Linked DNA regions of Homo sapiens: region 2 is linked to region 1. A link is an interaction called in ENCODE POLR2A ChIA-PET data of the cell type or tissue named here. Cell type or tissue: Caco-2. All regions are shown on one strand. Links, peaks and the distances in the headings refer to the core of each region. The heading gives the core; the rest is flanking DNA. Region 1 holds the start of LOC105370969 (a long non-coding RNA gene). Region 2 overlaps SV2B (synaptic vesicle glycoprotein 2B).

Region 1 (16,186 bases), core at 4,499-12,498:
CCCCCATGCTCTTGGTCCCAGGCCACAGGTTCATGGAAGGCTCCCAGGCCCAAGGGAGCTAGGGAGGGCACAGCCAGGCCCTTGAGGCTGCAGGTCTGGCCCTGTCACTCATCTGCCTCCTCAGTTAAGGAGCCTCCAGGTCATTTTGGGGGCCTGTGCTATTTGCCAGCACAAAGCAGCACCAGTGTGGAGAAGCCACAGCCTCAGAGGCCCTGCTTGTGGGTGGGGGCTGAGACCTGAGTGTTCAGGACCAGATCACCGCTCTGTTTATAGCCCGCCTCTGGCTCATCATCACCAGCTGTTATGAAAGCACCTTCAGTCCATAAAACGTGGAAGTTGCATCTGAGTGCTCAGGCTGAGTCATTTCTCTGAGAAAGCCTTCAGCTGGAGCAGCATTTTTTTCGACCAGGCCTGGAGTGGGGCTCCGTGTGGGTCTGTGTTTACCCTGTGGGCAGCCCCAGGGGGCCTGGCAGGCCCTGGGCACAGGCTTCATTTACTCACTCATTGAATCAAGACCATTTTTAGGCTGGGCACGGTGGCTCATGCCTTTAATCCCAGCACTTTGGGAGGCCAAGGCAGGAGGATGGCTTGAGCCCAGGAGATTGAGACCAGCTTGGGCAACATAGTGAGACTCCATCCCTACAAAAAAAAAAAAAAAATTTGGCCAGGCATGGTGGCACGTGCCTGTGGTGCCAGCTACTCAGGAGGCTGTAGGGGAAGATCGCTTGAGCCCAGGAGGTCAAGGCTGCAGTGGGCAGTGTTTGTGCCATTGCACTGCAGCCCGGGGGACAGGACAAGGCACTGTCTCAAAAAAAAAAAAAAGGAACCAGTTTTAGCCAGGCGTGGTGGTATGCGCCTGTGGTCCCAGCTACTCAGGAGTCTGAGGCTGGAGAATTGCTTGAGCCCAGAAGTTCAAGGTTACAGTGAACTATGATGACATCCAGCCTGGGTGATGGAGTGAGACCCTGTCTCTAAAAAAGAGTTTTAAAGAATTATTTTTTCTTTTTTTTCTTTCTTTTTTTTTTTTTTTTTTGAGACAGAGTTTCACTCTTGTTGCCCAGGCTGGAGTACAATGGCATGATCTCGGCTCACTGCAACCTCCGCCTCCTGGGTTCAAGCGATTCTCCTGCCTCAGCCTCCCGAAGAGCTGCACCACCACGCTCAGCTAATTTTGTATTTTTAGTAGAGACGGGGTTTCTCCATGTTGATCAGGCTGGTCTTGAACTCCCAACCTCAGGTGATCCGCCTGTCTTGGCCTCCCAAAGAGCTGGGATTACAGGCGTGAGCCACTGTGCCCAGCAAAAAAATTATTTTTTCAAAGGATCATTTTAAAGCCCCTTTTGTGTGTTGAGAGTCAAGCACTATCACCAGGATGGACAAGGAGAAGTAATAAGGGAGGGAACCCTGAGTTCTTACATCCCCAAATAACGCGGGGGTGTGCAGAGAGGCCAGGTGCAGGTTCAGGAAGACTGGGAAGAGAAAGGGGAGGGAGGAGCTGAACTGCAGGGTGGAAAGATTGGGCTCAGCCTGGGTCTGCTCTGTACATCCACCTGGGGGTCCTTGGCCTGGAGCTCTGTCTGCCCTGCCAGAACCTCTGGGCTGAATGGGAAGGAGGGAGGAGGGAGGCATGGTAGAAACCAGTCTTTTTTTTTTTTTTTTTTTTTTTTTTTTTGAGACAGTCTTGCTCTGTTGCCCCGGCTGGAGTGCAGTGGTGCGATCTTGGCTCATTGCAAAGTCTACCTCCCAGGTTCAAGCTATTCTCCTGCCTCAGCCTCCCGAGTAGCTGGGATTACAGGCACGCGCCACCACACCCGACTAATCTTTTTGTATTTTTAGTAGAGACAGGGATTAGCCGTGTTGCCCAGGCTGGTCTGGAACTCCTGGGCTCAAGTGATCCTCCTGCTTCAGCCTCCCAAAGTGCTGAGATTACAGGCATGAGCCACTGCGCCTGGCTAAAACCAATCTTTATTAAGCACCTACTTCATGCCAAGCCCTGGGCTAGCTTGTTCTCTTAAGGCCTCACACCTGGTCCAAGAATTCTGACCACTTGCCGGCTGCAAGGATTTGGGTTAGTGACTTCACCTCCTACGTGTTATATCCTCTTCATCCCCTGCCTCATCTTCCTCACCTGGCCTTATGGCTTTGCCAGTCAAGCGAGATGACACAAGAAAGGCATTTACTCCATAAATGCAGCTGGTGCCTTTATAAAGAATCATGCTATGGCTGGCGTTTATGAAGCACACACGATACCAGGCACGATGCTGAGTGTCTTCCTCACAGTAACTCCATGAATCCATCGTCTCTGGTCCATTAAAAAAATTGTTTTATAGTCAGATAAGGAAAACATGGAAACATTGCATTCTCCCTCCTGGGGTACTTTAATATATTAAAGGCTGTTAGCCTGGGCACAGTGGCTCACGCCTGTAATCCCGGCACTTTGGGAGGATGAGGCAGGAGGATCGCTTGAACCCAGGAGTTCGAGACTAGCCTGTGCAACATAGAGAGACCCTGTCTCAACAAAAAATACAAAAATTAGCCAGGCATGGTGGCGTGTGTCTGTGGTCCCAGCTACTCGGGAGGCTGAGGTGGGAGGATTGCTTGTGCCCAGGAGTTTGAGACCAGCTTGGGCAACATAGTGAGATCTTGTCTCTTAAAAGAATTTTTTAAAAATTAGCTGGGTGTGGTGGTGCACACCTGTAGTCGCAGCTACTCAGGAGCCTGAAGCAGGAGGATGGCTCGAGCCCAGGAGTTCGAGGCTGCAGTGAGCTGTGATTGTGCCACTGCACTCCAGCCTGGGCAACAGAGCAAGACTCTTTACTATATATTACAAGGACTCAGGAGTCCTATGGTTAAAAGGAAATAAAAGCAAAACCCACCTGTTTGTGTTTAGCCATCATTTCCCATGTTTGTTTGCTTCCTGAGCTTCATTTCTGAGGAGCCCTTATTAAGATTGAGATTGAAGCCTGTCTGTGTTCACAGGTACACATGCAGACCTTCAACAGCTGTCTCGTCAGTCTTTTACGGGTTTATGGGGGCCCTGTGGACCACTTTGGCTTAGGACCCTGTATTGTTCATTTTTTCTCTCATTCATTCATTCATTCATTCAACCACGTGTCCCTTGATTCTCAAAGGCACAGTGAGAGGTGGGTAAGACACAGCTTCTGTTTTAAGGATCTCATAGATCAGGCCAGGCACAGTGGCTCACACCTGTAATCCCAGCACTTTGGGAGGCCGAGGCAGGCAAATTGCTTGAGCCCAGGAGTTCGAGACCAGCCTGGGTAACAAAGCAAGACCTTGTCTTGACAACTTAAAAATTAGCTGGGCATGGTGGCATACACTTGTAGTCCCAGCTACTGGGGAGGCTAAAGATCCCTTGAGCCCAGGAGTTTGAGGCTGTAGTGAGCTATGACTGTGCCACTGCACTCCAGCCTGGGTGACACAGTGAGACTCTGTCTTAAAAAAAAAAAAAATCTCATAGATCTGATGAGGGAGACGGAACAGTGTGATCAGAAATTCAAGGCACTGAGGGAGCCCAGGGGCTGGCACTTAACCCAGTCTTGGGCATCAGGGATGGCTTCCTGGAGGAGGTGTGGGTTAAGTTGGCCAGGTGAAGGACATCAGTGGTCAGAGTTGTACATATTTGTACATCTTTGAAAACAGTTGTACATCTTTGAAAAACTGTGCATTATCTAGACTCTCCAGGACCTCCCTTGGATTATCTGACTCCATTCTATGAAGACTACTTACAACTCTTTAACTTGTAGGTTAGTGATAGCAATGCAAAATTTTGCTTCTCTACAGACCTGCAGATTCCAAACTCCAGTAGGAGACCAGTTGACTCTCCCCTCCCTAGCTTTGCCCCCATTTGCGTGTTTTTGTTGTTGTTGTTGTTGTTTTTTGAGATGGAGTTTTGCTTTTGTTGCCTAGGCTGGAATGCAATAGTGCAATCTTGGCTCACTGCAACCTCCACCTCCCAGGCTCAAGCGATTCTCCTGCCTCAGCCTACTGAGTAGCTGGGATTACAGGCATGTGCCACCATGCCCAGCTAATTTTTTTTTTTTTTTTTTTTTTTTTGGTGGAGACGGGGTTTTACCATGTTGGCCAGGCTGGTCTCGAACTCCTGACCTCAGGTGATCCACCCACCTCGGCCTCCCAAAGTGCTGGAATTACAGGCATGAGCCGCTGTGCCCAGCTCCCATTTGCATGTTCTTTTCCATATTCCTGATTATTAAATGTGTCTGTTCTTAGGATTTCATTTGAACCAGTTGTAACATCTGCCTGGTTTCCTTAAATTGGTTTAGGAGTAGAATAAAATATTTGACACATATTCTTTTTTTAATATATGTATGGAAGGCATGATTTTGCCTCTTTTTGAAGTGTCTTTTAGAAGGACGATAGTGAGAGGCTCACCGGGCAGAAGGCACGCGTGCAGAGGCCTGGAGGCTTGCTCTTCTCGGCTGCTGAGTAGCCAGTAGCCTGACGCAAATCCTTATCAGAGCAGACCACATTTTCCAGCCCCCGTTCATGAAGGGTGGAGGGAGCTGGAGAAAAATGAAAACATGCTAGTGACCAGTGGCTAGGCACTGATGAGTCTGCACAACCAGGGATTTCAGGACTTGTGTCACCTTCCAGTTATGTTTGCATTTGAGTTAAATGCACTTCTGCGGTGGAATCCATTGCATCTGGGTCAGTGCAATTGAAGTGGTCATTGTAGGGAGCCAGCACTGGGCAGGGGCCACTGCTGTGTTTAATGAATTCACCTCGTTCACAAACACAAGCAAAACTCACCAAGAACAGAAGTGAGTTGGGACATTCACAGCCTTGGTCTGAAACCAGGGAGATTCCGCAAAAGCTTATTAGGATTGCTATTCCTAGGCACATGAGCCCTTCAGTCAATTAGCTTAAAAAATTCCTGAAGTGCATACACAAAAAAAGCAAAAGAAACTGGACTTTCCATCTAAGAATGCTGGGTAATATATGCAGCATTGGAAGGAAACTGGCTTTGGGCTCTTCCAGGCTGGCCTGGAGCATGAGGCCCAGCACGGCCTGCATTAGCCTCAGGCTCTGGCGGGAAGGATCTCACTTCTCTCCCCCGTCTTTCTTGTCCATTTTGTTGGCTGGCCTAACAGCAAAACCCCCGTTCCGTCATCCTCAAGAACAAGTCCGAGCCAGGCACGGTGGCTCACACCTGTAATTCCAGCACTTTGGGAGGCCAAGGTGGGTGGATCACCTGAGGTCAGGAGTTTGAGACTTGCCTGGCCAACATGTGAAGCCGTCTCTACTAAAAATACAAAAATTAGTCGGGCATGGTGGTGCACGCCTATAATCGCAACTACTCAGGAGGCTGAGGCAGGAGAATCATTTGAACCCAGGAGGTGGAGGTTGCAGTGAGCCGAGATTGCGCCACTGCAATCTGGGCTGGGTAACGAGTGAGACTCCGTCTCAAACAAAAGAACAGGCCCTGCGTGGGTGCCTCAGCCAGGCACCACTTTGTTCCCTGAGGCCTAGCTCCCCGTGGATGTGGTGCTGTCAGGGGAGTTCGTTGGTGTAGGAGCACGGGGCATCTATGATGTGCCAGGCACTGTGCCGGGCACTGGGGAGACAACAGTGACCTGGGCACACCCTGCTCTCATGGAGCTCACGGCTAAGGAGACAATACAGTGTGGAGGGGGCTGGGCTGAGAGGAGGCGCCCAATGGGGCATGGGCACAGAGACGCCCCAGGGGACGTCCCTGCAGTGGGGGGAGGGGGGCACAGTGGTAAAGGGAAGGAAAATGGCCATCGCGTCACAGTACCTGTTGGGACCGGTTCTGAGCTCCCATCAGATCCTCTGGAGAACTCCTAGGAATGCAGGAGGTGGAGCTGAGGGGCAGAGGCCAGAGCTGGACTCCTTTCCCTGCACTGGATGGTCAGCGGGCCCTTTCCTGAACGCCAGGCCTCTTGCAGGGCCTACGTAGGGGCTCCTACTGCGGCTTCTTCCCTGGCAGAGCCCAGCAGGAGCTCCTCGGCTCCCCTAGCTCTGCTTCCTCTTTTGATTTGCATAACAATCTGCCCAGACGAGCTTTGTACCTCTGCATCAGGGCTGGAGCCCAGCGCTGTGCTCTGCCAAAGGAGGAAAAAAAAAAAAAAGCTCTTACAATAAGAAAGCCCGACGGACGGTGGTTCCTGGGCAGGCTTCCCAGGGAATCAGCTCTGGATGACCTGCTGGCTTTGGTGTGGGTTTGGGTCAGACCCAGGTGAGGGGCCCTCTTTGAATCTTCCCCCTCCTGGCATAAGGCCCAGAGTCCTGTTCGTGGGGCCTGCTGGAGCCTGGTGCCCAGAACATTTATCCTACACACACCCACATGCCAAGGGATGTAGGATAGTGTAGTCATCACAACACTGCTTGTCTTAGCAAAAGACTAGAAATAACCTGCATGTCCAACAGTAGGGGATTGGTGATTCTGGACGTCCATACAAAGAATGACCCCATAAAAAGAATGAGGTTTGGGGCTGGGTGCAGTGGCTCATGTCTGTAATCCCAGCACTTGGGGAAGCTGAGGCAGGCAGATCACCTGAGGTCAAGAGTTTGAGACCAGCCTGGCCAACACGGAGAAACCCCATCTCTACGAAAAATACAAAAATTAGCTGGGCGTGGTGGTGCATGCCTGTAATCCCAGCTACCTGGGAGGCTGAGGCAGGAGAATCGCTTGGACCCAGGAGGCGGAGGTTGCAGTGAGCCAAGATCATGCCACTGCACTCCAGCCTGGGTAACAAAGTGAGGCTCTGTCTCAAAAAAAGAACGAGGTTCCATGGGGTGTACTCACAAAGTGGGGGGTGGGGGCATCAGTTCTTGCACCCCCATGTGGGCACTTTGCCTATTCCATGCCCCTAGAGGCTGCAACAAATGCGTCAGCTGGGGATGCCCCAAACGCCCCAGGGACTCAGCGTCCCTGCTTTCCATGGCTCTAGTCCTTGCCTGGCACTGGGGCTGAGGAGTCCGCTGACGACAATGGGCCTGCCAGTCCCCGCTCCGTGGCCACGAGTGGCCCCTTCTGCACGCCCTGCCTCCGCTCCCTCATCTGTAAGATGGGGACAATCCACCGACCTTGTATGTGTGATGAGCCCCTGGCGTACAGAGCGGCTGTGCAATAAAGGTGATTCTGACCGAAGTTTGGCCCCGTGGGAACTGTAGGGTGGGGGAGCGTGCAGAGCAGGGAGAGCAGGAACACAGTCCCAGAGATGCCCTGATAGGTCTTCAGGGAGGAGCGGGGACTCCAGTGCTTGGGCCCTACCTGTCACCTGCTATGTGTGTGTTGGGGGCCTGAGCCGCCTTCACAGCAGACAGCGCTCTGGAGGGGAAGAGTTCACCTCACAATTTCCTGAGCTGGGGAGGAGGGTGCGTCAGGCAACACCGCGGTGACAGCCCCCGCCCTCGCCCCCGCCTGCTCCGAGATTTACCCAGCCCTGCTGGCAGCGGCGGGTGACCTCAGCTCACCCACCAGTCTCAGGAAGGGGTGAGGTTGTGCTGGGGGATTGCCCTGAAGCTGCTTTTGCTGCGGTGCCTAGAGGGTATGATTTGGGGGTGCTTTCGTAGGAGCTGGTGGAGTTGGTGTGGGGTGACACTTCCCAAGGCTCTGCAGGGGCAGGGGGGCCTGAGCTGAAAGAGAAGGGGGCTGAACCGGGCGCGGTGGCTCATGCCTGCAATCCCAGCACTTTGGGAGGCCGAGGCGGGCAGATCACCTGAGGTCAGGAGTTCAAGACCAGCCTGACCAACATGGTGAAACCCCATCTCTACTAAAAATACAAAAATTAGCCGGGCGTGGTGGCACATGCCTGTAGTCCTGGCTATTTGGGAGGCTGAGGCAGGAGAAGCGCTTGAACCTGGGAGGTGGAGGTTGTAGTGAGCCGAGATTGTGCCATTGCACTCCAGCCTGGGTGACAGAGTGAGACTCCGTCTCAAAGGAAAAAAAAAGAGAGAAGGGGGCTGAGAAGGGAGGTCCCACTGGGCCTGGAGGCCTGGACCCAGCCCTGTCCAGCATCTCCCACAGTGTCTGACGGTGCCCCCATGACCCCCACAGACCCTCAACTGGCTCCACAAGGAGCCTCCGTCCTCCCAGAAAAGTTAGGTTTTTTAAATTTCCATTTAAGCTTTTTATCACATTCTTCCCTTACTGACTTGATTTCCCCCTTTCATTCCCCCTTCCTGTAAGCTCGTCTCATTGTCATTCTTTCCAACAAACCTGAAACTAAAAATAGCTAACATTTCACACGTTATCTTCTTGATTCCTATCAAGCAGCTCATGATGCCCCTATCTTTCCGATGAGGAAAGAGAGTCATCCAGGGCAAAGGACTTGGCCAAGGTCACCCAGTAGGCAGGGCCCGTGTGCCTTCCTGCCTCCCGGGTGCAAGGCCCCAAGGCTTCGCCGGCTCTGAGCCTCTGAGTCACTGGAACAAGGCAGAGCCAGGTGGTCTGGACTGTCACGGAAGCCTTCCAGAAAAGGAGGCCTCGAAGCCTAGGGGCGAGGAGGAGATTCTGGTGGAGGTAAAAGCACCTGCAAAAGCCAAGCAGTGGTCGGCTGGGTGTGGTGGCTCACGCCTGTAACTCAGCATTCTGTGAGGCCGAGGCGGCAGATCACTTGAGGTCAGGAGTTCGAGACCAGCATGGCCAACATGGTGAAGCCCCGTCTGTACTAAAATACAAAAATTAGCCAGGCATGGTGGCACACACCTATAGTCCCAGTTACTCGGAAGGCTGAGGCAGGAGAATCACTTGAACTTGGGAGGCAGAGGTTGCAGTGAGCAGAGATCGTGCCACTGCACTCCAGCCTAGGTGACAGGGTGAGACTCTGTCTCAAAAAAAAAAAAAAAATAGGCAGTGGGCAGGCCTGTGTGGCCAGAGTGAGGGCACAGTGGACGGGGCAGGAGTCAGGGCCCTGCTTAAGAGATAGGTGGGTGATGAGGGGGAGGAAGTGGATGGGGCTTACGGGGCTCACCAATGCCAACGAGGCAGGGGCTTAGGATCAGGACTGGGACAAGCATCTCTGGCAAGAGCGCCTCATGAGATAGCCTGGATGGTTGTTCCTTCCAAGAGAGCCTAAAAACCCAGGGGAACCAGCTTCCCTTTTCAGCTCTTCCCAGGGTCAGCTGCTCCGCAGGGAATCTTATCTTTAGCTGGGACCTCCAGAGACTCTGGGTCCCCACGCTGTCTTCCTGAAAACCCTGTTTACACAAGAGTGTCAATGACTCATCCAGCTTCAAATGTAGTGCTTCCCAACTCCAGCTGTTCAGAAGAATCATCCTCCGTGGATGTGTTTTATGTGTGTGTGAAGGTAAATTGTTTTCTTTTTTCTTTTTTTTTTTTTTTTTTGAGATGGAATCTTGTTCCATCACCCAGGCTGGAGTGCCATGGCATGATGTCGGCTCACTGCAACCTCCTACACCTCCTGGGTTCAAGTGATTCTCCTGCCTCAGCTTCCCAAGTAGTTGGGATTACAGGCGCCCACCACCACGCCTGGTTAATTTTTGTATTTTTAGTAGAGACAGGGTTTCCTCACGTTGGTCAGGCTGGTCTCAAACTCCTGACTTCAGGTGATCCACCTGCCTAGGCCTCCCAAAGTGCTGGGATTACAGGCAGGAGCCACCGCGCCCGGCCTTTGTTTTTATAAAAATGATATATGGCCTGGCACGGTGGCGCATGCTGTCTCTACTAAAAATGCAAAAATCAGCCAGGCATGGTGGCGCGTGCCTATAATCTCAGCTACTTGGGAGGCTGAGGCAGGAGAATTGCTTGAACCCAGGAGGCGGAGGTTACAGTGAGCCAAGATCACACCACTGCACTCCAGCCTGGGCGACAGAGTAAGAGTCCATCTCAGGAAAAGAAAAAAAAAGATGTATGCTGGCTGGGTGCAGTGGCTCACGCCTGTAATCCTAGCACTTTGGGAGACCGAGGCAGGTGGATCACTTGAGGTCAGGAGTTTGAAACCAGCCTGGCCAACATGATGAAACCCTGTCTCTACTAAAAATACACACACAAAAAAATTGTCTAGGCGTGGTGGCGTGCACCTGTAATCCCAGCTACTCAGGCACCTGAGGCAGGAGAATTGCTTGAACCTGGGAGGTGGAGGTTGCAGTGAGCCGAGATCATGCCACCACACTCCAGCCTGGGCGACAGAGAGAGACTCTGTCTCAAAAAAAAAAAAAAAAAAAGATATATGCTAACTCTCAAACAAAACAAGCAATTCAGAAAAGTACAAAGAAGGAAGTAACAAACTCCTCCCATTAGAATGATATCTTCAGGCCGGGTGCATTGGCTTGCACCTGTAATCCCAGCACTTTGGGAGGCTGAGGAGGGTGGATCATAAGGTCAGGAGTTCAAGCCCAGCCTGGCCAAGATGGTGAAACCCCGTCTCTACTAAAAATACAAAAATTAGCTGGGCGTGGTGGCGGGTGCCTGTAATCCCAGCTACTCGGGAGGCTGAGGCAGAGAATTGCTTGAACCCAGGAGGTGGAGGTTGCAATGAGCCGAGATCGTGCCACTGCACTCCAGCCTGGGCGACAGAGTGAGACTCCGTCTCAAAAAAAAAAAAAGAAAGAAAGAAAGAAAAAGAATGATATCTTCATGAAGGCAGGGGTTTCATCGGCTCTGTTCTCTGCTGCACCTAAAACTTCTGGTGCTCAGTACATGCTTACTATAGCCCGTTATTCGTGTTAACCTTGGGGAATGCCACCTACACAGAGAAGTTTGGAGAGATGAAGAGGGATAGGAAGGTTGGGGCTCAGAAAGTGATACCCCAGACTGGGGCTCTGACATGCTGAGGACTGCAAAGCTGCCTAACCTTGTCTTGTACCCTCCCTACCCCCGAGTGGAGGGAGGGACTCTTCCTGGAATTCCTTATCTGACTAAGAAAGTTTCTTTCCAAAAGAATTGCAAAACCAGGTACAGCAGCATGCACCTATAATCCCAGCTATTTAGGAGGTTGAGACTGGAGGATCACTTGAGCCCAGGAGTTTGAGACCAGACCAGGCAACATAGGGAGACTCCGATCTCAAAAAACAACAACAATAAAAGAATTGTGGTTGTCTCGGCCGGGCGCAGTGGCTCATGCCTGTAATCCCAGCACTTTGGGAGGCCGAGGCGAGTGGATCACCTGAGGTAAAGAGTGTTTGAGACAAGCCTGGCCAACATGGTGAAACCCCATCTCTACTGAAAATACAAAAAATTAGCCGAGAATGGTGGCACGTGCCTGTAGTTCCAGCTACTCGGGAGGCTGAGGCAAGAGAATTGCTTGAACCTGGGAGGCGGAGGTTGCAGTGAGCCGAGATCGCACCATTGCACTCCAGCCTGGGCAACAAGAGTGAAACTCTGTCTCAGAACGAACAAACAAACAAACAAATCCAACTTTTGTTCCTTTGCAGTTCCGCCCTCACCTTCCCATAACTTGTCCCACTCAGCTCCCAGTCATTTGCTAACCACTGTCTGAGCACTGAGCCTATTCATTTCTCCATTTTTCCTCTCCTCAACCTTCTGGCCCCTCTTTGAGTTCATATTTTGCATGTCTCATGTGCATGTAATAAGCCTGTTCTTTTTTCTCTTGTTAACTTGATTTTTGTAATAGAGGTGCCGGTCATGACCCTTTACATGGGGAGAAAAGGGATCACCCTCCTTCTGCCCCTGCAGTTCAGAGAAAGGTAAGTCCAAACAATTTTAGATTAGATTGCACCGTACCAGTTCTATTTTAAACTAAATATATTCTATTTTACTTGAGTTTAACAGAAAAAAAAAAAAAGGCAGATCAGGTGCTATGGTTCACACCTGTAATCCCAGCACTTTGGGAGAACAAGGTGAGAGGATCCCAGGAGCTTGAGACCAGCCTGGGCAACATAGTGAGACCCCTGTCTCTACAAAAAAATTTTTAAAAACTAGCTGGGTGTCAGCTGCGTGTGGTGGTTCACACCTGTAATCCCGGCACTTTGGGAGGCCGAGCCAGGCAGATCACGAGGTCGGGAGTTCGAGACCAGCCTGGCCAATATGGTGAAACCCCGTCTCCACTAAAAATACAAAAAATTAGCTGGGCATGGTGGTGCGCACCTGTAGTCCCAGCTACTCAGGAGGCTGAAGCAGAAGAATCGCTTGAACCCGGGAGGCGGAGGTTGCGGTGAGCCGAGATTGTGCCACTGGACTCCAGCCTGGGTGACAGAGCCAGACTCCATCTCGAAACAAACAAACAAACAAACAAACAAACAGACAAACTAGCTGGGTGTGGGAACATGTGCCGCCTGTAATCCTAGCTACTCAGGAGGCTGAGGCGGAAGGATCACTTAAGCCCAGAAGTTCAGAGCTGCAGTGAGCCATGATTGTGCCACTGCACTCCAATCTGGGCAACAGAGTGAGACCCTGTATCTGAAAAAAAAAAAAAAAAAAGGCAAAAAAACCCAGAAAACTTGCTGAATCTTAGATAAATATTTACTTTCCACAAGAGCTATTACTTCATAATGAATTCCTCATGGTTAAGAAAAAAGATTATGAAATTAATTAAGACATTGGAGTCTTGGGGTAAAAACTCAGATGTTTCACTTTGAGCAAGATCAGTCATTTCTTGCGATAAAAAAGGCGACCACTCCCCTCAAACATCCTCCCTCTTCCTCTTGCCCACCCCAGCTCTGATTTTGATGCTGATATTTTTACTTTGTCAAGGTTTATTTATTTTTATTTTTATTTTATTTTATTTATTTATTTTTGAGACAGAGTCTAGCTCTGTCACCCAGGCTGGAGTGCAGTGGCGTGATCTCAGCTCACTGCAACCTCTGCCTCCCAGGTTCAGTCTGGTCTCAAACTCCTGACCTCAGGTGATCCACCTGCCTTGGCCTCCCAAAGTGCTGGGATTACAGGTGTGAGCCACCACGCTCAGATTTTGTCAAGGTTTGTAACACTTTTACTTTAAAACCATAATTCTCCCAGTATTTAGTCTTTTTTTTTTTCTTTTTTGAGAAGGAGTTTCACTCTTTCTGCCTGCAACTTCTGCCTCCCGGGTTCAAGTGATTCTCTTGCTTCAGCCTCCTGAGTAGCTGAGATTACAGGCGCACGCCACCACGCCCAGCTAATTTTGTATTTTTAGTAGAGATGGGGTTTCACCATGTTGGCCAGGCTGGTCTTGAACTCCTGACCTCCAGTAATCCACCCACCTCAGCCTCCCAAAGTGCTGGAATTATAGGCGTGAGCCACCATGTCTGGCCGCCTTTTTTTTTTTTTTTTTTTTGAGATGGGGTCTTGCTCTGTCGCTCAGGCTGGAGTGCAATGGTGTGATCTCAGCTTACTCTAACCTCTGCCTCCCGGATTCAAGTGATTCTCCCTACTCAACCACCCCAGTAGCTGGGATTACAGGCACTGGCCATCATGCCTGGCTAATTTTTGTATTTTTGTACACAGAGTTTCGCCATGTTGTCCAGGCTGGTCTCAAACTCCTGAGCTCAAGTGATCCACCCATCCTGGCCTCTCAAAATGTTGGGATTACAGGCATGAGCCACCATGCCTGGCTATCAGCATTTAGCCTTATAATGAAATTGAAATAGATTCCATTCCATTCTTTTTTTTTTTTTTTTTTTTTGAAGCAGAGTTTTGCTCTTGTTGCCCAGCCTGGAGTGCAGTGGTGTGATCTTGGTTCACTGCAACCTCTGCCTCCCGGGTTCAAGTGATTCTCCTGCCTCAGCCTCCCAAGTAGCTGGAATTACAGGCATGCACCACCACGCCTGGATAATTTTTGTATTTTTATTTTTAATGTATTTATTTATTTTTGAGATGGAGTTTTGCTCTTCTTGCCCAGGCTGGAGTGCAATGGCGCGATCTCCGCTCACGGCAACCCCTGCCTCTGGGGTTCAAGCGATTCTCCTGCCTCAGCCTCCTCAGTAGCTAGGATTACAGGCATGCGCCACCACGCCCGGCTAATTTTGCATTTTTAGTAGAGAGGGGGTTTCTCCATGTTGGTCAGGCTGGTCTTGAACTCCTGACCTCAGGTGATCTGCCCGCCTCAACCTCCCAAAGTGCTGGGATTACAGGCTTAAGCCACCACACCCGGCCTTCCATTCCATTCTTTAATGACATTTTGTCCAGGTGCCTGAAGAGTTTTTTCTTTATCCTTAAAGTTCAGTAACTTGGCCGGGCGCAGTGGCACATGCCTGTAATCCTAGCACTTTGGGAGGCCGAGGCGGGCTGATCACCTGAGGTCGGGAGTTCGAAACCTGCCTGACCAACATGGAGAAACCCTGTCTCTGCTAAAAATACAAAAATAGCTGGGCATGGTGGCACATGCTTGTAATCCCAGCTACTCGGGAGGCTGAGGCAGGAGAATCGCTTGAATCGGGGAGGCAGAGGTGGTGGTGAGCTGAGATCTTGCCATTGCACTCCAGCCTGGCAACAAGAGCGAAACTCTGTCTTGAAAAAAAAAAAAAAAAAAGTTCACTAACTCAGCCAGTATGTTCCTATGTTGGTCATTGTGAATTTGCTTCCCTGGAGTAGTCATGCCCTCGCAGTCTGTAGAGTTGGTTCTTCGTTTCAGGAAGACTTTCTCTAAATAGCTTTTTGTTTCAGTTGTTGGATAATCTACTTCAGGGAGTGCAGTCACCCTGATGTTGGAAGGTCTGGGACCCATAATGGTCATTTTCTCTCTAATTGTTTTAATTTGTCTTTTTCTCTAAATTCACTGCAATTATTTCAAGTTTCTCTCCCACACTATTCCCTTGCTTTTCAGATGCATGTACTATGTTGTAACTCTGTTTTTAGATGTGTCATGGTCCTGTTTTGGTTAATGCGTTTCCTCCCCTCTGCAGTTTCTTTGCATTTCCTGATATATATATTTTTTTTGTCATCTCTCCTTTTTTTCTTTTCTTTGAGACAGAGTCTCGCTCTGTCACCAAGGCTGGAGTGCAGTGGTGCAATCTTGGCTCACTGCAACCTCTGCCTCCTGGGTTCACACCATTCTCCTGCCTCAGCCTCCTGAGTAGCTGGGATTACAGGCGCCCGCCACCACACCCGCCTAATTTTTGTATTTTTAGTAGAAACAGGGTTTCACCATGTTGGCCAGGATGGTCTCAAACTCCTGGCCTCAGGTGATCTGTCCGCCTTGGCCTCCCAAAGTGTTGGGATTACAGGCGTGAGCCACCGTGCCTGGCCTGTCATCTCTTCTTTGTGCTCTTTTCATTCAACTTTTTTTTTTTTTTTTAAGAAATGGGGCTTCACAAGGTTGCCCAGGCTGGTCTCAAACCCCTGGGCTCAAGTGATCCTCCCACTTGGCCCCCCTAGCAGGTGGGCCTGACAGGCGCGCACCACTGCACCCGGCTCGTGCTTTTTATACCTGGTTCATATTCTCATTCACTTTTGTCTAGCGCGAAGCTATCAGTTCCAAGAAAGCCACTCAGGTCCTTGGCTCTGCTGGCTTTCAGCTGTGCCCCTGTGTGATTTCCTTCCCTTTCCTGGCACTTGCGTGTAGGGAGGCGTTGCAAGTTTTTTTCATCTTGCTCGGTTAGCTAACTCCTGACGTTTTACTTGTTCTGCTACGGGAACCTTCCTGTCTTCCCCGAAGAAGGGCAGTTTTGAGGCTGCATTGTTTTCAGTTGGGTAGCCTGAGTGCGCAGAGGTGGGTGGGAAAGTCCCCCCGGCTGAGGCCACCCTGCTGGGGGCCACAGGTCTTCTCTGTCCTGTCATCCCCTAAACATCCTGTGCCCAGCCTTCTGCCCTACTCCTCACCCCAGCAGCTGAACACGATAGCCTTGGAGGTCCCTTCTCACTCTGTCACCCAGACTGGAGTGCAGTGGCAAGATCTCGGCTCACTGCAACCTCCGCCTCCTGGGTGCAAGCAATTCTCCTGCCTCAGCCTCCTGAGTAGCTGGGACCACAAGCGTACCATCACAGCCAGCTCATTTTTGTATTTTTAGTAGAGATGGGGTTTCACCATGTTTGCCAGGATGGTCTTGGATTCCTGACCTCAGGTGATCCACCCACCTTGGCCTGTTGGCTCACTCTTTTCCCAAAAATTTGTCATTGTTGTGCATGTGGTCAGGTATTGGGGTTGGGGAGTTCGCCCCTCATTCTGCCTTCTAAAGTCTGAACTCCCCTCCTCAGGAGGCTCTGCAAAATGCCAATCTCCAGGGCCTGTCCACCCCAAGAGCAGAGGTCCGTGGGTCTGGGTGGGACCTCTCCCTCCCGCCCAAG
Region 2 (16,186 bases), core at 2,883-10,882, 370 kb before region 1:
ATCCTCAGGGCCCACCCATAGAGAGCTGAGCACATCTGGTGGTCCCTTTAGCAGGAGTCGGTAGCATCTGTGACTTCACTTGCAGTCAGTTTTGGCAAGAGATTCACCCCAGTGAGTCAGGGCAGAAGAAGAAAATGGCAGACATCCCATGCTTAGAAGGACTGGATACCCTTGGGTACTCCTGGAACTATTTGGCAGGAATTTGGTGGACACTGAGGCATTATAGGGACAAAGCCCGAGAAAATGTTATTTGAGAACCTTATTGTAATTCTATTTTATATAAAGAAAGAGAAGAGTCAACACACTCAGACGGGTACTAATGAGATATTCATATGTGTCAGCTTTGTGGAAAGGGGTGAGGTTCCAGACACACTCCCCCAAAATTTGGCACCTTGGCATTTGAGAAAACAGCAGAAGCAGGAGGGGCTTTCTGTCCTTCCCCTTCCCCTTCTCCCCTGAAGCAGATTGTAAAAATGTGTTCTGACTTTCCTCTAAAGTAGGTCATAAAATCTTCATTCCAGAAGTGCCCACCCTATACCCACAGGAAAAGAATATCCTTATCTCTGAAGACACAGGGACACAGAGATGAAACTGAGCAGACAGGCCTTGGTAAATTCCCCCAGCTCATTCTCATGAGACCATGCCCTTTTGTCCTCCAATCATATTGCTGCACAACTGTCCAGAACAATAAACAGTTCTCCTGTTTTTTTGGAGAGTCTTCATTTCTGAAGGCTCCCATGTCACATAAAACTTATATTAAATAAATTTGTGTGCTTTTCTCTTGTTAATCTGTCTTTCATTATAGGGGTCTCAGCCACTATCCTAGCAACGATAAGAAAGAATACCTTTTACTTTAGTTCCCATCCTAATTGAGATGGTCATAGCAATAGTGAGTACTGAGTGAGGGCATGGGACTCCGTACAAAATAGTCTTTTGTGTTAGAGAAAGTCCACTGGACTACTGGAGACAGGACCTGAATCATAGTCCCATCCCTGCCATAAAGGCATTGAGGGAGCATGAATGAAGTCACTCACCTTCTGGGGTTCTCAGCTCCTCGCCTCTCAAGCGAGGGATTGTTCTGGACGATTTCTAAGACCGTGTCTAGCCATCTGACTCAATATTTTCTCATGTATCTGTGAAAATGCTTTGAAGCATCTAAGTAATATATAATAACAGAATTATTATTACATTAGAATATGACAGGATAATGTCTCTTTCAAGTTAAGAGCAACATTTACAAGCTGATTAGCCATTTGTTTTGGCAGTTTGGTGGCTGTTTATTCTTTTTTATTATTATTATACTTTAAGTTCTAGGGTACATGTGCACAACATGCAGGTTTGTTACATATGTATACATGTGCCATGTTGGTGTGCTGCACCCATTAACTCGTCACTTACATTAGGTATATCTCCTAATGCTATCCCTTCCCCCTCCCCCCAAACGTTCAGAATTACTCCAAGAGGTCCCATAGCATTGCACACATATTTCTATTATCATATTATACTGGAATTATTGGTGTCTCTTTGTTTATGTGTTTCTCTCTGCCAGGAGATTGTGGGCAGGTCCAAGATAGATAAAGCACTGAATTTTACTTATCTTTGAATCACCAAAACCAAACAGTCTTGAACATAGAAGATTCTCAAAAAATGTTTGCTTAATGAACACAGTTAATAGTTATTCAGGGCCAGGCGCGGTGGCTCACACCTGGAATCCCAGCACTTTGGGATGCTGAGGCGGGCAGATCATCTGAGGTCAGGAGTTCAAGGCCAGCCTGGCCAACATGGCGAAACCCCATCCCCACTAATTAGCCGAGCGTGGTGGCACACACCTGTAATCCCAGCTATTCAGGATGCTGAGGCAGGAGAATCACTTGAACCTGGGAGGCAGAGGTTGCAGTGAGCTGAGATCGTGCCACTGTATTCCAGCCTGGGCAACAGAGCAAGGCTCGGTCTCAAAAAAAAAAAAAAAAAAAGGTAGTTATTCAGTGCCTTGCTGATGTTGAAAATGGCCCATGAGACAGAATGTCCCTGCCTTGAATAAATAGATGAACTGGTTTAATGCTATGCTTTACTTTTGTTAAAAAAAAAAAAATACAAGTTAAATTGCCAGGTACAGTGGCTAGCACTTTGGGAGGCCGAGGCGGGCAGATCACCTGAGGTTGGAAGTTCGAGACCAGCCTGACCAACATGGAGAAACCCCGTCTCTACTAAAAATAAAAATTAGCTGGGCGTGGTGGCACATGCCTGTAGTCTCAGCTACTCAGGAGGCTGAGGCAGGAGAATCACTTGAACCTGGGAGGTGGAGGTTGCCACGAGCCGAGATCACACCATTGCACTCCAGCCTGGGCAACACAGCAAGACTCCATCTCAAAAAACAAAAAAACAAAAAAAAAAGAAAAGAAAGAAAATGTACAAGTTAAATTAAAAGTTCAGTTCTTTGGACACACACAGAGCCATTTACTTTCTCACTTGCCTGTAGTCCTTCTATTTACATCCACAAGTTCCCAGCTAAGATTGCTGGGGGTGCAGTGGTTCTACCGACTGACTGCTTGAGTTACTTGTTATCAACTTTCTGACCATAAAATATGTTTTAACCACCTGTGATGCTTCCTGAAATACCCTGCTTGATGTTTCTGGGGTAGATTACATCAACCCGTGGGCTGAAAATACCAGGGCTTATTTGGCTGGCATGGGAGACAGTGTTCTTTGAGGCTTCCAACAATTGCTGCACTCGCCCCACTTACAACAGTGTTGGTTCATGAGTATTATATTAAAAATACTTCTTTCTTCTAAGCTGAATCATCCATCTATTTTCTATTTTGTTAAAACAGAAAGCTAGTTTTCAAGGTGGGAGAAACAATTGGTTATGAAATAAGAACCAAACCCTGCGAATTTTTTTGCTGGAGAAAAAAACAAATACTTTAAAGTAATACCAAATACTTCAAAGTAACATCAGACTTAGTCTGAATTTTCATAATGGTTTTTAGTTTTAAATACAAATGCAGAACAATAATTTATGGAGAAGTATGTTTATCAAAACATTATTTATTACATCAACCCTTGAAAACAAGCCATACGTCACATAACAAGGGTTAGGTAAATAAATATTAAGATATTTATACAGCTAAATCTTATGGGAATATAAGAAACATGTTTTTGAATGACTTTTTAAGAAAAAAAGAGAAAATGATGACACTATAATACCAGGTAAAAATGCTAGGTAGATCATGTATTTATGGTTATACTAATAGTATCCATAATATTATATGAATATGTATTTATACTATGCAAATATTTCTGGCAGGATGATCAGTTAAGATGTTAATGTTTGCCAATTCCCCCCTGAAAAGTGTATTTTCTCTCTCTCTCTGTTCCTCTGTGTTCCAAAACCTAGCCCGTATTTGTTTTCTAGTGTGATCCTTAAACCACCTGCAGGAGAGAATCACCTGGTGTTAGCTAAATGCAGACGCCTGGCTCCCATTCCAAAACTGCTAAAACAGAAGGAGGAGGGAAATCCACTTTATCTCCAAGCTCCCAGGGTAATTTTTGTGCTCACTCAAAGTCAAGAACCTCTGGCCTAAGTTCTTACCCCAGGAAACAGTTTCATTGTGATTCAAGTGCAAGGCCAAAGAAGACCTCACCCAAGCCTTCAGAGAGTTAATTAGCTCTTTGCAGGAGCTAAGCTGGTAGGGAAGGGGATGAGGGGCTGGTGCTTGGACTTGTGGAGATGCCCAACCACAAGGACAAAGACTCCTGGACGAAGGAATGTGAGCTCTCCAAGAGGAGACAGAACCTGTCCCTCCTGCAGGCAGCGCTCCGGATGTGGGATAGCTATGGGATGCCTGCGAAGGCCGTTTACCCTGCAGCCCTGGGGTCAGCAACAATGGTCCCAGCCTGCAGTACGACTGGTAAACAGAATCAAGAATCACTGAGCAGCGTCTCTTGTAGTTTATCCAAAACAGAACTGCCTGGCAGATGGCAGAAGGCTTGCTCCTGAAGGCAGCATTGAGGAGCAGAAAGAACGAGGAGAACCACTGTGGCTATAGCCATGGACTAAGGAGTCAAGCACACCCCCCACAACTGTTTGGGGAACACTTAAATAAGTGAGCCAGTGGAATGGGGAAGGAAGCCCTAACAAAGACCAATTATGGGCAGCTTGCCAATCCTACTTCGTTTTGATTTCATCGGGAAAACAATTGTTAATGATATTTCTTGCCATACAGTGGCTGTTGTAAAGCGAATTCTTGCCCACTGCATTTCTTTACAGATACCAGCTCTGCCATTCGCAAGTTCTGTGAATCAGAGCAGGTTTCTGAACCTTAAGCTTCAGTTTCTTCATGTGTGAAATGAGGATAATAAGGATTCCTATTCATTGCATTGTTATGAGAATTAAATGAGTTAACATTTTCAAAATGTTTGGCACAGTGTCCATCACCAAGAAAGAGCTCAATAAAAATAGCTATTGTTATATAAACACACACACAGATATGCCTTCCTAGGTATTCCCTAATTCCTGCAGAGATGCATACCACACTCTAAAGGACAACGAGACCCTTAACCTCACTCCACAAGCAGCAAATCTGAGGCCTTCTTGGGTGAGACCCTCTGGTTTTTTAGCACTTCCACTCTGCTGGAACCCTGCCCTGAATCCTCATCCCCAGGTTGGGGTCACCACTACCCCACTCCACCAGTCCATGCCAGCTCCCTCCTCTAGAGATCCGGAACCGGTCCACTTCCCAGTAGTCATGAGCTGATATTTTGTTCCCATATGACTGATTTCCAAGTTAAGTGTTTCCCAAAGTGGAAGATGCTACCTTTGATGGTATCTGACATGACTTCAAAAGGTGTTTGAACATACCATTCAATAACACTGAATCACATAGAGAAATGGTGATTCCATTTTCAGGGTTCTTTCAATCCCTTTTGATTGTCAAGGAAAAAGCCTCCTTTTGGGGGCCAGCACAGCTCTACCACTTCCTTGCTAACTTGTTAATTATCCTTTTGAATGAAATGAAAACAAGACTCAGGTTCAGAGCCTTTAAAGGGAATAGTATCTGGCTACCATCAATAACATAACACTGTATTATTTTTACTGTCTTTTTTTATAGTAACCCTATATTTATAGGAGTGGTATAGTATCTTTACTAAATGAATGCAGTCAGTTAGTAAAAATGACCTGAATTTTTAAAATTAAGTAAGAGGAGTACAGGAGGTGGTATATGATCTTTGCCAGGGACATGGTAAAAATTTTTACAGATGAATTATGGACATTTGGCAAAGACCACCCAGACAGGAAGTGCTGCCTTCGAGGTGGAGAGAAAGTAGCACGTTCTGAGTTGAGCACTTTAAATTTATCATCTCATTTCAACTTTACAACACAAGGAGATACATACCTTTACCTTTGTATTCCATAGATAACTAAGGCTCAGAGAGGTTAAGTCACTTGCCAAGGTCACACAGCTAGTAAGTTCAAGAGTCAGGATTCAAACTCACCTGCTATACCAAACTGCCTCTGCTACACCCTAACTGCATCTCCCACTGCCAGATAGGTATCTCACTGGAAAGTAACACCAGCTTGAGGAAAAGTTAAATGTGCCCATGAGTCTATTGGTCCTATTGGGAAGCCAACTTAGAGCCCAGCCTTGGCATCCTGACTTCCTCTATTCTCTCTCTTTCCTATTTTTTATTTTTGTTTATTTATTTTTCTGAGACAGGGTCTCACTCCACCACCCAGGCTGGAGTGCAGTGGCACGATCTCAGTTCACTGCAACCTCCACCTCCCAGGTTCAAGTGATTCTCTTGCCTCAGCCTCCCAAGCAGCTGGGATTACAGGTGTGAGCCACCATGCCCAGCTAATTTTCGTATTTTTTTTTTTTTTTTTAGTAGAGACAGGGTTTCACCATGTTGGCCAGGCTGGTCTCAAACTCCTGGCCTCAAGTGATCCCCTTGCCTCGGGCTACCTTAGTGCTGGGATTACAGACATGAGCCACCGTGCTCAGCTTCTCTTTTTAAAGTCACTTTCTTTTTTAAAATATTTTTTTCTTTTTCTTATTTTTTAAAAATTTTTTTATAGAGACAGGGTCTCACTGTGTTTCCCAGGCTGGTCTCAAACTCCTGGGCTCAAGCGATTCTCCTACCTCGGCCTCCCAAAGTGCTGGGACTACAGGAGTGAGCCACCGTGGCCAGCCAGCTTCCTTTATTCTCTACCAGAACATCCCTCTACAATTCCACTTTACCTTGCCATTAAATACACCCAACAAAGAGCACTTACTGTAAGCAACAACTGAACATATCCCTGTATGATGACGCAGGAACACGTGTGCCCTAAGTAAATGCTAAGACTGACAGAATTAAACAGTGAATCTTAGCAAACTTGAGTCCTGTCAAGTTACCTAATGATGGGACTCACATGGGGGCCAGTGACTCTAGCAGGAGCACACAGGGACTTTAGTGGGAAGGCAGCAGACATAGGTAGGAAGGAAGGTAGGGCCAGGTTGGAAAGGAGCTTCAGTAACAACAGAGGGCCGGCTAATTGACACCTAAAACTTGAAAAGTGAAGCCCACAGAGATAGATTTGGGGTAAGCCCAAGGAAGAAAGAGAGCAAGTTTTCTGGAGAGTTTTCATTCTTGCTTTTGTTTTTCCTGAGAAGCAATATTTCTTTGGAAAGAAAAGTCAGAGCTATTGAAATGGAAGCCTCTGCTGTTGCACAAATCTACCTGGAGGCTCATGGCACACAACATAGGTTTATCTAAGAGAGCATCTAGAAACAGGTCATATTTCTGATGCACTTCAATCTCCCAGAGCAAAGAAGAGATGTTATAACCTGGTGGGCATTTCAACATGCATTTTTTTTTCTCACAGTAGAGTTGATTCAAAAATAATTCTTCTGGCTGAAAGTCTAGTTTAAAAATACTGAACATCTGGGTGCAGTGGCACACGCCTATAATCCCTGCACTTTGGGAGGCTGATGCGGGAGGATCTCTAGAGGCCAGGAGTTCGAGACCAGCTTGGGCAACACAGTGAGACCTCCAACTCAAAAAAAAAAAAAAAAAAAAAAGCCCAGGCGAGGTGGCTCATGCCTGTAATCCCAGCACTTTGGGAGGCTGAGGCGGGTGGATTATGAGGTCAGGAGTTTGAGACCAGCCTAGCCAATATGGTGAAACCCTGTCTCTACTAAAAATACAAAAATTAGCTGGGTGTGGTGGTGGGCACCTGTAATTCCAGCTACTCAGGAGGCTGAGGCAGAAGAATTGCTTGAACCCGGAAGGCAGAGGTTGCAGTGAGCCGAGACTGCGCCACTGTACTCCAGCCTGGGCGACAGAGCGAGACTCCAACAAAAAAAAAAAAAAAAGGAAGAAGAAGAAGCAGCAGCAGCAGCAGCGGAGGAAGAGGAAGAGGAGGAAGAAGATGGAAGAAGAAGGAGAAGAAGAAGAGTTTAAGCCACTAAGCCAATGGCAGAATTGAGTGTGATCCTGAAGACTGCCATGGCTATCATCAAATGAGTCATCAAAGAGAAGGCCACACACCCATGATCCCCTTCTCATGAGGTTGACAAACTCTGCCTGCTGACACTTCTAGCTTTTAAATTCTGAGACTAGCAAGGAAGGAAGTTCTGGGAATGAGCCCTTCACTCCATTCCACTGGCACTGCCTTAGCACAGCTCTCACCTCAGTTCCCTGACACCATCAGCCCCCGCCTCATGGCCTAAACTCTCTTAGCGGCTTCGAAACTACTGCCGTTGATTTGGCCATACAGGACCCTTGCTGAATGACACCCTGCCCACCTCTCCAACTTCATTTTCTCCTTTTCTGGTCGTCCCTCCCTAGGGGTGTGGCCTTACTTCACTGTCTTCATCAATGGCAGGCATTGATTCCTCCAACACTTCAGGGGCACCTACTGCCTGGAGGGCCTATGCCAGGCGCTGGGAGCACCCAGGAGAATAAAACAAGCTCCTGCCCTCATGTCCCGTACAGTCCAGTGAACAGATATTTTAATAAGCCTAAGAACAGTAGACTTTCTATAAAGAAAGGGCTCTCTCTTCACACATAAGATATTCTCTAGCTTCTGGTTCGTTTGAACCTTTGGAGGCATATCAAAACCAGTAAAAACTCAAAGCTGGCATGAAACTGAGGAGATGCATTGCTCCAATAGGGGACACTGGCTGGAAATTTGATCTCTTCCTAAAAGACTCAAGAAACTTTGTGGATACAGATGTAGGAGTTACCGAGGTTAAGGGAGGCTGGGAGATGGGCAGGCTAGAAGGGATGATATCAAGGAGGATCCAGGATCATTCCCCAACACACCCCAGATGCAAGTCTGAGAGCAGCTGGCAGGCTAGAAAAACCACCTCTTTATGTCTCAATTTGCCTCTGCTCTGACTTTAGCCTTTCTTGAAACTACCCTGCCCTTTGCTGCAGTCTAGCCTTGCAATAACCCAGCCGTGGAAATTCCCTGTCCTCTAGGATTGCCTGCCATCTGTACTCTCCGCAGCTTAGACCGAACTACTTACCACCTCCTGCTTGGTTCGGGACCCCGGTCCCTGCTGCCCAGTTACGGCTCCACCTCATAGACTGTCAGTCTACAGCTCTCCCAGCCTCTGGAAACCTCCCCATCATTTCTCACTGGGGAAATTATCAGTAGTGGCCTCACAGATTATCTTGCAGTCCCATCTAGTTACCCGAAATAATAATTTTTGTTTAAATTCACCTCACTGTGTTCCAATTCCTATCTCCATCTCCTAATTATCCTGCCATAGACTCAGCCCCCGGGTGTCATTGGCCCTGTGGTTCTCTCCTGCCTGGACACTCACAAGCCCCACTCCAACAGATCCCTGCTCTATAATTAGTCCCCCTCCATCTCCCCATTCTCTTCCCCAATTCAGCTTAGGCAAATTATAAACTTTGTAATTAGAAAAGGGTAATGTGTTGCCAGGAATGCAAACATATTTAGTGCTAAAGCCTAGTGTTTTGTGCAGTTCTGGGCTCTGCTCCAAATCCTGGAGTAACGAAGAAAGATAAGGGGAAAGGAAGAAAACCTTTAATGAACTTGTAGTTTATGTCAGGAGCTTCTCACTCACGATCTCATTTAATTCTTTCAAAGACCTGAGAATTTGGGTTTAGGTAACAGGAGCTGAGAAAGGCCAAGAGATTTGCCCAACGTCATACCCCTGGAGAGAGGCAGAGCTAGATTCAAACCCAGGTCTCTACCTGGCTGTCTCTGCAGTCATATCTGGGCTTCCCCATATATTACAGAATATCACATATTATCTCAGTCTGGCACCTGACAAGCTCAGCTAATAGTGTGATGAAATTCCTCAACATGCCTTTTCAACTGTTTGGCTTTCCTATTCAAATTACTCCTACATATTTGGCAAGGAAAGATTCCAAATAATGTCAACACTCGAAAACTCTGCTTAAGCCATCAAAACTAGTACTGCCAGCCAGGCGCAGTGGCTCACACCTCTAATCCCAGCACTTTGGGAGGCCGAGGTGGGGGCATCACCTGAGGTCAGGAGTTCAAGACCAGCCTGGCCAGCATGCTGAAACCCTGTCTCTACTAAAAATACAAAAATTAGCTGGGCATGGTGGCACATGCCTCTAATCCCAGCTAGTTGGGAGGCTGAGGCAGGAGGATCACTTGAACCTGGGAGGCAGAGGTTGCAGTGAACTGAGATCATGCCACTGCACTCCAGCCTGGGCAACAGAGCAAGACTCTGTCTCAAAAAAAAAAAAAAAAAAAAAAAAACAAAAAACAGTACTGCCACAGTCACTCATTGTAACTGATGGCTAACTGGCAAGCAACTTGAGGACAGAGTCTATCTCTGACTCTTCTGTCACCTATGTAGCAGGAAGCAGGACCTGGCACTGACAGGTACATAATAAATAAATTATTACCAAAGAAAAAGAAGAAGATTGCATTCCTGCACAACTGAAGCCAAGAATAGTGGAAACCCACGTAATCCATTGTGGCATCATTTAAACTGTCCGTGGATACTGAAATGAACTCCAACACTGTTATGTTTTGGAGTCCTGAATGGAGCAGAAGAAGGAGATGAGTGTGAGTGAGCCACCCAGCTGGGTGACAGGGAGAAGATCATTTTTTTAAAAGATGCATCTTCATTGCCCTCCTATTGCTAAATTGCTTTCTTACATAGAGGGTTGTCATATACAAGGAGGGGGAAAGATGAATTTTTGAGAAGACCTGGCAGGAATATTGTTGTAGGCTCTTCAATAGCTACTAGACTCATCCTAGAAACAGATGGCACATCACTGCAACATGCTGCATGAAGGACAATTCCTGCATCAGGCATCATCCAGGGTCCACCCCCAGAGCTGCCTGCTGCTGTCATCCGGAGTCTTGAAACCAAATACATGATGTTTTCTGTGTTCCATGAATATGAAACTGTCATTAGCAAAATGATCTTTAGCAACTTTCACCTCTGAAATCAACTAACATCATGTTGTTTTATTTTCAAGGGTGGGGGGAAAACACTTTTCTCTTCATCATAAATCACAAAGCAATGATTCCCCGAGAGATATAAGAAAAAAGAGGTTATCTGCAAGCTGTTGTGCATATAAATAGAGGTATAGACACACCAGTTTTTGCAAAATGCAGAGGGCTTAGTGGTATCTGCTGGGGAATTTGAAACCAGCTGCTCAGACACCGCTAGGTTTCTACTACATCGTGAAAGCTCCAGCTGTTTCCACTGAGATCACAGACGCGGGTGAGACTGTCGATATTGATGGGGTGCAGAAAATGTTACCCAAAAATATGGCACCTTGGAAATTGAGAAAACAGCAGAAGTAGGAAGGCCTCTCTGCCTTCTCTGACCCCCTTCTCCCCTGAAGTGGGCCACAGACACTAGAATTCCACTTGCCCCTTCTTCCCTGATGCAGGCGATAAAACCTGGGAAAGTCACTCTCTGACCTTCTTCCTCACTTCTCCCCTGAAGGCCCTCCTGTGACAGGTATCCTGCCCTATACCTGAGAGGGAGAATTGTCACATAGGTTGTCAAGAAGAAACTGAACAGGCCTTGTTAAGTTCCTCCCCAGTTTATTACCAATAGAGCATGCTCTTTTGCCCTCCAATCATACTTCTGCATGACTGTCCATAAAAATACACAGATTCCCTTGTTTCTCTGGGTCATGATTTCTGAAGGTTCCTGTGTCACATAAAACTTACGTTAAATAAGTTGGTATGCTTTTATTTTGTTATTCTGTCTTTGGTTATGGGGTGTCAGCCATGAACCTTGTGATAGGTGAGGAAAAGAAATTATTTTTCTTCCCTACAACATCAAGCTGACCAAACAGACTTGGTGGATATTGCCCCCGATAAATTGACCCTTGGTATGCCGGCGAACAAATTGTTTCCTTGGTGGGGACCACACAGACCACACACACAGGCCTTTTTCAGGTATAGGAATTAGAAAGAGTCCTTCCTGAGCCAGTTTTTTGCTCTTAACACAGAATGCCTACCACAAAGGTATTCTTCAGTCCCACCTTTTTAGATATCCGACAGAAAAAAAACATTGTTTTAAGACCAGGCACAGTGACTCACACCTGTAATCCCAGCACTTTGGGAGGCCAAGGTAAGAGGATCGCTTGAACTCAGAAGTTCAAGATCAACCTGAGCAACATGGTGAGACCCCGTCTCTCAAAAAAAAAAAAAAAAAAAGCCAGGCATAATGGCGTGTGCCTGTAGTCCCAGCTATTTGGGAGGCTGAGGAGGGAGGATCACTGGAGCCCGGGAAGACTGCAGTGAGAGCTAGGATCTCATGCTTCTGCACTCCAGCCTGGGTGACTCAAAAAAAAAATTTTTTTAAAGGAAATTGCTCACAATCCCATTTCACATCTTTCATCTTGCCCTCAGTCTCAACCAAAACTCTCCCTTCTCACTCTCTCAAGCCTCTCTGGAAAATGCATATACTTAGGGTTGCATCAATCTGCTTTTCTATTTGGGATGATGTGTCCAAATAAAAGATCCTAACATCGAACATCAGCCTTCAAACTTCTCTGTTGATCAGGGGACACATTTCCCCTCCTAAACACCTGAAATTTAAATATGCTCTTTTATGTCATATAATATAATCAAGTCAAGGGAAAACATAACAGGTACTAGGTCGAACATTTATATCCTATGAGTATACCAGCTAACAAACCAGAAGATAACTCCATTATCCTTTTAATGGACACCCACCCCAAACCCCACTCATTCAAAACATTTTTATGACTATTAGCTTCCAAGCAGGCATTGCCCACAACCTCCCCAGATGGATGGGCTTCCTCAAATCCCAAGCAAACTGCAAGTTTTTAATCTGATTCTAATCCAAAGAAATTCCTGAAGAGGTTTCTGACTTTTACTGAACTGAAATTCAAAATAGAAACCACAGTCAGGCCTCTGAAGAGCAGCCCCATGTGGATGAGCACATCACCCATGTATGACAATGCCATACACATGGCTGTATACATGGAGAACCTGCTGGAAGGGGGAGCTTCCTTAACTAAATACAGTAGTCATCGGCTGGGCACGGTGGCTCACGCCTGTAATCCCAGCACTTTGGGAGGCCAAGGCAGGTGGATCACTTGAGCCCAGGAGTTCAAGAACAGCCTGGGCTACACAAAGAGAACCTGTATCTGAAAAAAAAAAAAAAAAAAAAAAGCCAGGCATGGTGGCATGTGCCTGTAGTCCCAGCTACTCAGAAGGGTGAGGCAGGAGGATTGCTTGAGCCCAGGATTTCAAGGCAGCAGTGAGCTAGGATTGCACCACTGTACTCCAGCCAGGGCAACAGAGGAAGACCCTGTCTCAAAAACAAACAACCACCCACAACCACCACCACCACAACAACAAAAACAGTAGTTGTTTCTGGTGTAAAAAGATATTAAAATTTCAGGACCTCCCATATGTATCATGCCAAGGGGAAAAGTTAAGCCCTGGAAACTGACTCACCTAACACAGCTGTTTTTCTCCTCCAGTGCGTGACTGCTGCTTTCTGACCTTTGGGTTGAGATTTTATACATTAACTGAACTCTCTATTCTTTATTCAAACCTAGACTAAATGATATTGGAGATAGACACCCTTCTGATTTTTGACTCTTTGCAATAAAATGTTAAGCAATCCCTTTAGAGTATAACCAATAGTAGCCAATCAAATCTTACATCTACATTAGACTTTGTATGAAAATGTTGTTATCCTGGGCAGGGCGTGGTGGCTCACACCTGTAATCCAAGCACTTTGGGAGGCCGAGGTGGGTGGATCACTTGATATCAAGAGTTCGAGACCAGTCTGGCCAACATGATGAAACCCCATCTCTACTAAAAATACAAATATTAGCCGGGCATGGTGGTGCACACCTGTAATCCCAGCTACTCAGGTGGCTGAGGCAGGAAAATCACTTGAACTCAGGAGGCAGAGGCTGCAGTGTACCGAGATCACCACTGTACTCCAGCCTGGGCAACAGAGTGAGACCCTGTGTTTAAAAAAAAAAAAAAGAAATGTTATCCTATTCAGCACCTCCATTTTTGCCTAGATAAATGGTCCTCATTTTTCCCCACACTGGGAGCACTGATCACCATTCTTTGGTGTAGCTCTGCTTCCCTGATGTCGGCCCTCACACTTCACGCTTGAATAAACTCTTTTAACTGGATCCTGAGCTTTTTGGTTATTTTAGGTTGACACTAGAGAAAGGAATCACGTGCATTTTACCAAGTCAACAAAGCTTTCTAGAAGAAAATGAGACAAAAGAGGAAAAACAGCAGCAGAAATAAGGATGGATAAACTTCTTTCTAAATAACAGTGAGTCTGTAATCTTTTAACACATGCTTATTTCAGAAAACAAAAACAGCAGCTCAGGCTTCAGCATCAGATCAACCTGGATTTGAATGCAAGCAAAGACCTCATGCAAGTTAGGTCTTTCAACCTGTTTTCTACGCTCTCTCAGTCTCAGTTTTCCCATCTGTAAAAATTAGCTCACAAGGTGGTGGTAAGAAATAGAAGAAAGTACGTGGGCCAGGTGCATTGGCTCACACCTGTAATCCCAGCACTTTGGGAGGCGAGGTGAGCGGATTACTTGGCCCAGGAGGTTGAGACCAGTCTGGACAACATAGCAAGACTTCATCTCTACAAAAAATTTAAAAATTAGCCGGGCATGGTGACTCATGTCTGTAGTCTCAGCTACTCAGGAGGCTGAGGTGGGAGGATCACTTGAGCCCAGGAGGTTCAAGGCTACAGTGAGCTGTGACCGAGCCACTATGCTCTAGTATAGACAACAGAATGAGATTCTGTCTCAAAAAAAAAAAAAAAAAAGAAGAAGAAGAAGAAAAGAAATAAGTGGCCAGATAAGCACTGGTGGATGTGTGTAAATCTCAAAAAAAAACTACCTACTATTATCAACTCTCAACTCATTACAAATGTGGGTTAAATTTTATTCTAAACAAAGAAATAAAGGCATCATCTTCATGTGCTATCTAGTAGAAGTTCCTACACTGCCTATTACAGTAGCACTAGCCGCAGTTGGCTATTGACAACTTGAAATGTGACTAGTGCAACCAAGGAACTGAGTTAAATTTTAATTAATTTGGATTTGTAAAATAAAACTGTAAATTAAGACCCCAAGCTCTCCAGACCAGATAGACTCCCTGTGGCTAACAGAGATGCTCTAAATTTAAAAGCGAACCGGGTGGACATAGCAGGGTCAGAGGGAGCAGTCCCGCACGCCCTACCAGAGCCAGGGTAAACTGCAGTTGGAAGCCTCCCATCCCCAGCCCACTAGCAGTTTGAAAGAAATATCTGACAGAGACTTCTCTTTTGGGGCCTGGAAACCACCCAACCAGGGCTCAATTATTTCGACTGATCAGAACTGAACAAGTTTGAATCCTTCATTTGCATAAATGGACCTGATTGAGAACCTAGGCAAGAAGGTTTCCTATTTAAGCCAGATTTTCTCCCTTTGGTCTTCTGAAAGCACTTTAACTTGTACTAAAGGCTGTGCAGAGAGAGAGAGGGAGAGAGGGGGAGAGGGGAGGAGAGAGAGAGAGACAGTAGCTCTCCCTTCCTCCACAGATCTCATGGTCTTTTGTTTACAGATTTAACACGCAGGAACTTGACAAAAGTCCCCCGTTTGTTAGGACAGACCTCACACTGGACTCCAGGTCTCCATATTCCAGAGCTTTTTCTACTGTACCCTCCATTCTTCTCAAAGAAAATGCCCAGATGAAGGAATCCAGATTATTTTTATTTTCACTCGAAGCAGATGAAACCCAAGCTAAACCGTAACAAGATTGCCACATTTAGAAAACTTTAAAATAGAAACTTAATAGTGTTTGAATAAAGATATAAAGGCATTTCATCACAAAGGCTTAAGCTGTTAACTTTTACAGTTATTTGCATTTAAATAGAACATTCTTGATGCTTTTTAAAATGCTTCAATACATAACAGGATTCTAATGGTAGGATTCCAGGTGGAGAGGGAATCCCTGCCTTTTCATTTCAACGGTACCAGGCTCATGCCTGCTGACCTCGACTGTTCCAAAGGCTTGCCCCATTTGGTTCTGAATCACCTTGACCACAGGGGATGGCATAGAACCTGTGGACACCTCAGGGGTGACTATGCAGTTGGACAGCCAGGCCAGGCCCCTACCTGGGGAAGTCCTCAAGGAGAAAGGCTTGTAGCTCAAGTCCAATCCTAAATCTTTACAGGAAAGCAAAGACTCTCAAAGGATGGCATTTGTTCTGTATTCAATGGGCACTAGACTCACTAGAGGTTCTTAGGCAGGCACCTAACTGCTGGATTAAATAATGCAGTAATAAGACTGTCATCCTAAGCATTTACAAAAAGTTTACTCTGGTGGCTACTGTGATATCTACCCAGCCCCACAAACACACCCTTAGGGCTGGAGCCCTCACTCCCCAGCTGCTGGGAGTGTGAGTGGTAGTCAGTCCTTCCTAGGGATTGCCTGAGAGTAAAGAGAGGGTTTGCCTTACCCAAGATCACACCTCTTCCCAGAGCAGCCTGAAGCCAATGACTAATTACTGTGGGGATAAAAAGGCCAGGCCCATTGACCCAACTCAGGCCAACTCTACAACCTTTCCAGCTTCAGCACTCCCTGGAGTGTTGAGACTGTAGCCCCACTTCTCTCTCTGGCCAGTCCTGTTTCTTTCATCACCACCCCACCCCCACACACAGGTGT

The links. ChIA-PET counts read pairs that join two places held together with the same protein. Peaks named below come from ENCODE experiments on the same cell type or tissue, not always from the same donor. Only the 100,000 strongest peaks of a DNase experiment are listed, where the experiment ranks them.
Region 2: POLR2A ChIA-PET joins it to region 1 with 14 read pairs; 2 of 35 experiments call an interaction of 5 or more read pairs at or near these places.

The regions. Positions count from the first base shown.
Region 1 is chr15:90,829,509-90,845,694 of GRCh38, reverse strand. It overlaps LOC105370969 (a long non-coding RNA gene), which reads right to left and starts at 5,969. Exons shown (of 3, transcript XR_932610.3): 1 at 5,795-5,969; 2 at 4,411-4,541. RefSeq lists enhancers at 363-482, 240-856, 4,382-4,676, 4,702-5,356, 15,516-15,605. In Caco-2, for the core only: no CTCF peak of the experiment used is centred there; a DNase peak (open chromatin) is centred at 9,163.
Region 2 is chr15:91,202,674-91,218,859 of GRCh38, reverse strand. The region is part of intron 1 of SV2B (synaptic vesicle glycoprotein 2B); the gene reads right to left. Among named protein-coding and RNA genes, the nearest start is that of SV2B, 110 kb to the right of the region's middle. In Caco-2, for the core only: no CTCF peak of the experiment used is centred there; no DNase peak of the experiment used is centred there.